Linked DNA regions of Homo sapiens: region 1 is linked to region 2. A link is an interaction called in ENCODE POLR2A ChIA-PET data of the cell type or tissue named here. Cell type or tissue: Panc1. All regions are shown on one strand.

Region 1 (2,500 bases), 92 kb after region 2:
CGGCAGCGAGTGGTGGGGCCAGGATATCCCAATGCTCAGCCAAGGGATACGGCACACAGGTGCTCTGGGACAACACAGCCTCCCAGGTGCACCCCTCATCCCCAGGTGGTGCTGCCTGGACTCACTGGTTATTTTCTCTCTCACCAAGCCAGCTCTGATGGGGAAGAAGTGGCACTCACAGATGTGGGTGTCAGAGACCAGGGTGAGAATCCCAGCCCTGCCACAGAATTACTCTGAGTAGAATGATACGAACCCTCCGAGCTTCAATTTCCCCATCTATAAAATGGGAATAAAAACACCTACCTAACCGCATGGGGTTGTTATGAGGTTCAAGTAAAATCGCCTCTAAAGGCATCTTCTGCATTGCCTGGCACATAGTAGGTGCTTGTATGTTAGTTCTCCCCCTTCTTATGGGGTCTGGACAGCCTTGCTGGACTCTGACCGGCACCATGCACACAGCAGGGGCTCAGTCTCTGCGGCTGATATGGTGACTTGCCTGGGGGTTACCCAGAGGCACAAGAGGGATCCTCATGTGACCCCCATCCCCTTCACAGCTAGGCTCCTGACCTTCCATTCACCTGCCCACCTGTGACTGGCTGCACTACAGGCAGCAGAAGCCCGGGCCAGGCAGGAAGTAGCACGCTGCTCTGGGAATCCGCCTCTGGAAGCCCTGATCACTCTATTGGGCGCTTCCATTATTTTTGGCAATTGTCATGGCAGAGAACACCTCTGGCCCTCACTCAGAACCTATTTCCAAAGCCAGAATCTCCACCTCATTTCCCACACACACCCCTTGTCCTTCCTGTCCCCTGGGTCCCTATCCTAATCTACTATCCCTTTCCTGGATTCTCAGAACTCGAGAGGAGTAAGTGGGACTACCATGTGTATAACTCTATTATTTGTTTCATTTTGTTTAATTAAGAGGTAAAAGAGAACACAGTTGCCCATTAGACTTTTTCTGGCCAAGAAATAGTCTGGTCAGTGACTCAGGCTGAGGCAATTAGAAGGCAATTTACAGGGAACTGCTGTGCAAACCCAAAGTCAGAAGTCCTAACAACACTTCCCTAATTCATAGCCTCCACGGTCAGTTAACTCATGCTGGCCCCGGAATATCTCTTTGGAAAATGCAGCAGCTGGGGCTTGTATTTCTGGGCTGGAATCGGTCTCCTCTGACATCAAATAGGTTTATTTTTCCCTTCTCTTCCCTTCCCCTCTGCCTGCCACCACACATGGTAATTTCTACCCTGGTTTGCCCCCCAAAAGCCCTCACTCAGCTCAACACAGGGTTGCGATAAATGGCTGGCTGTGCTCCCTGTTCCAACAGCCTTGAAGGGTGTGGTTGGTTGTTCCATGAGCAGGGAGCCTTGTCAGACCCGTGAATCACCCCTCGATCACTTCCCTCCCCAGAGAAGAAACCGTTCCCATGCTTGTGCATGTGTAAGAGAGACAGAGGGACAGAGAGAGCAGGCAAGAGTGTTAACCCATGTGTGGTGCTGACCTTGGGGCTAGGATCCTATTTGACCTTGCCCTTACCCAGAGCAACCTCTTTCCTTCTCTCCTAACCTCTGTTTCTTCCCAGCTTACCAGAAAGCCACCACCAGATCCCAATGCTCAGCTCCAGGAACCCCTCCAGGTCTGAACAGCTGCTCTGTGTTTATCTGTTCCTCTTGGAGGCTGGGTGTTTTCCATGGGGCGTGTAACCCACTTCCCCATCAGACTGTGAAAAGCTGGGCCGTCCTTCTTGCCTCAGTCTTTCCTTTTCTCTCAGATTGACCGATTGGGTCCTAAATCACCTGCAGTGCCTTGGTGATCAGGAACAGCAGATGGCAACTAGTATATGGTGCATGTCCATGGTGAGGTCAGGCACTGGGTAGACACTACCCCAAATTATCTCAGGCCAACTTCCCAAGAGCCCTGTGAAGTTACAGGTGAGGAGACTGAGGCTCAGAGTGACAGCCCAAGGTTGCACAACTAGGAAGTGCCACAGGTAGGATTCAAGCACTGATCTGCCCAACACCATACTCATTCCATAATGGAACTGGCCCTGAAAAAGACCCTTGCAGGCTGTGGCTGCACATTCTCATTCCTGTGGGGCTGGAGTCACAATCTAAGGGCTGAGAAAAAAAAAAAAAAAGAAGGGCACAGAAATGAATGAGTTTGGGGCCAATTCCTAAGCATGTAGCTCCCAGGACCAAGAATAAAATCTGGGATGATCTAAACAGAGGAAGAATATATTATGTCCACAAGGTCAACCCTTAATTTATTACCCTAAGCATTACTGGGGACCAGATACCAGCCTGAAGTTGCTCTACTCCTCCTGCCTCACAGTGACCCGCCTGCGTTGCCCACCATGAACTCACCTGCAGGGCACATGGTAGATGTCTCTACAGTGAGGCAGTCCTAAAGACAACCCTGTACTGCTCTGTCACCATGGAACAGGGCTGAGCCTGGCCTTCCTGCCCGGATTCTAATTGAAGAGAAGGGCCCCACCTTATATCCA
Region 2 (2,500 bases):
CCCTCTCACCTCTATCAACCCTGGTCTCAGTAACCATCCAGTCTGCCATCTACGCTGGAGTATGAGTTGGCTGGAAGCACCAACCCTGGGGACACCAGGGTATAACTGTACTCTCTCAGCATGGAGGGAAAGGATCCAACCTTGTAAAAGGACATTTAGGCATCAGGTAAGGAAAGGATGTATTTCCAGGGGGAGGGAGTGGAGGGTAAAGGACAGGAGTGTCACCGAGCCCTGAAATCATGCCTGTCACTTTCTGGTGACTTTGCCAACAAGCAAGGTGATCCCTGATTGCTCAAACTTAACTTCTTCAATTTTGTGCCATGGTGATTAGCATGGGGTGCACTAGAATCCAGGACTCTGGAGACCCAGGCCCGGGTGCATTTTCTGCGTCTTAGATGACACAGACTGACTGAGACCATGAGAAGAGACAGGCTTTTCGGCCCAGATCAGAAAGTTCCTGGGGAAGATACCTAGGATACAATCCATCCAGGACGGAGGGTTGGGGGTAGGTGTTCAGGAGCTGATTCCCTTCTAGAATGATTGGGAAGGCACATACCAAGTTGTAACAAGGTGGCCTGGCTCTTTTCCTGGTCTTGGAATGTGGGGATGTCGCGGGGGAAGGGCTTGGGAGACTGATCTACATTTCAAAAGTAAAAAAGCCCCTTGCGTGGCTGACCCCTGCAAAGCTTGTTACTCCCTGCAAGACCTGGAGGGTCTGCAGCTCGGAGTCTGGAAGGTAGTGACAGTGACACTGCCATGTGATCAGAGGCCGGATCCCCACCTTTCATCCCAGATCAGCCATCTGGGTCATCTGCTCTTTAGAAACAAGCTCCTTGCTGCTTTGCAAGTTACCACAGGCCGGGAAAGAACTGCAGGAAGTGAGGCTGTGCCTGGGCTGCGGCCTGGGCTGCAGTGGGAAGAGCTGACTCAGCACAGAGTGGGGAGGGCAAAGGAAATCCCACATCTGTGTCCTGCGGCAAAGCCACCACGAGCACAGACAGGCTTGCGGCACCAGTCCTCTCCCGTTGCACGCCACACAGCGCTTTCCATGCATTAACTGCTTGCGATGTCACCAAACCATGATCAACCCATTTGACAGATGATGCTACAGAGCCTGGAGTCCGTGTGACTGGGCCAGATGGCACAGCTCACAAACACACAGGTGGAGCCGCTCTGGAGTGTCTTGGCTCCACAAGTCCTGTCTGCCCAGCTGTCTCTGGGTGACTCAGCACTCCTCACTGTTCCACACACTTCTTACTGTTCTTCAAACATATACCGGTGGTCCGACTAAGGTTACTGTTCTTGCTGTCCCCCCAAGCCTGGCACCCCTGGGCCCTGATGATCCAAACCTACTCAGTGGAGATGTCACCTCTGCAAAGAAGCCCTTTGTGACCATCTAATTTCAGATGCCTTGAGCTGTAGCACCTGCCACATGACCTGGTTATTTTTCCTTCTGGCACTCATCACTCTTGGAAATTGCTCATCTATTTGTCTTCTGACTCCCACACTGGAAGGTAAACTTCCTGAGAACCACAACCAGGCCTACTTTGTTCTCAGTCATATCACCAGTGACCACAGCTGGCACACAGTATGTGTTCAATAAATATCTGTGATAGAAAGGAATGAATGTAGCTATTCCACGCTGTGTTCAGAGTCAGCTGCTGACAGCAGGCCCTGAAAACTGCCCGTCCAGATTACAGAGTAGGAGACTGATTTTTGGGGATGGGAAGCAGTAATTACATCAAGAGAAGACAAAATACCTCCAGTGGAGGTTGGAGGAAAGCTGTGTTTAAGATGGCACACGGTGCCTCTCAGGCCTATAATCTTGTTGACCTTTTTAAACCCCAGAATTACCAACAGACCCTATTTTTCCTTCTCCATCACATAGTTTGGCTTTTCCTGACATCCCAGGTCACCTGTGGGACCCAGAAACTTCTCAACCTCTCTTCCTTGGGGGTTGCAGTCTGGTGAAATCTCTGAGCCACAACCTCCCTCATAGCATCCAGGGCCCTTCAGGAAGGGCTTTCTCAGCTGGTGCCTGGTGGAGACACACACAGACACCTATAGCCCAGGGAGCGGGCCACGGACCAGCTCTAGTTAAAGACATCCCTTCCCCCTGCTTCCTTCTATGCTGGAACAAATACCGGATCTTCTGCACAGGGCTCTGGGGGCTGGGAGAGGAAGGCCCCGGAGAACATGCTTGCAATTCACCCAGCACCCTCTGCACTGTGGCTCCAAACTGCCTCTTCATTACAGGGCCGTTACGTAAACTGGCGAGTCAGTACAAAAGAAGCAAGCATGCCTGCTGACTAAAAATATACCTCTAAGCTCATAAGGTCACAAGGCTGTCTGCAGGCTGGCAACGCCTACCTTGATTATGGTTATAGATTCACTTTTCTCCCTAAGCAATCTCACTTCTCCAGGACTCATCAACCTGGGGATATGGATAGCGATGCATGGGACTAACTCAGCTATTAGGATGAAGGGCTTTCTGGAAGCC

What was found. Peaks named below come from ENCODE experiments on the same cell type or tissue, not always from the same donor. Only the 100,000 strongest peaks of a DNase experiment are listed, where the experiment ranks them.
Region 1: POLR2A ChIA-PET joins it to region 2 with 15 read pairs; 9 of 35 experiments call an interaction of 5 or more read pairs at or near these places.

Annotation. Positions count from the first base shown.
Region 1 is chr10:103,849,030-103,851,529 of GRCh38, forward strand. The region is part of intron 1 of SH3PXD2A (SH3 and PX domains 2A); the gene reads right to left. Among named protein-coding and RNA genes, the nearest start is that of SH3PXD2A, 5.3 kb to the right of the region's middle. In Panc1, no CTCF peak of the experiment used is centred here; DNase peaks (open chromatin) are centred at 1,030 and 1,362; H3K4me3 peaks cover 874 bases; H3K27ac peaks cover 1,653 bases.
Region 2 is chr10:103,756,983-103,759,482 of GRCh38, forward strand. The region is part of intron 3 of SH3PXD2A (SH3 and PX domains 2A); the gene reads right to left. Among named protein-coding and RNA genes, the nearest start is that of SH3PXD2A-AS1, 11 kb to the left of the region's middle. RefSeq lists an enhancer at 1-258 and a silencer at 2,389-2,500. In Panc1, no CTCF peak of the experiment used is centred here; DNase peaks (open chromatin) are centred at 1,459 and 2,349; H3K4me3 peaks cover 681 bases; H3K27ac peaks cover 2,500 bases.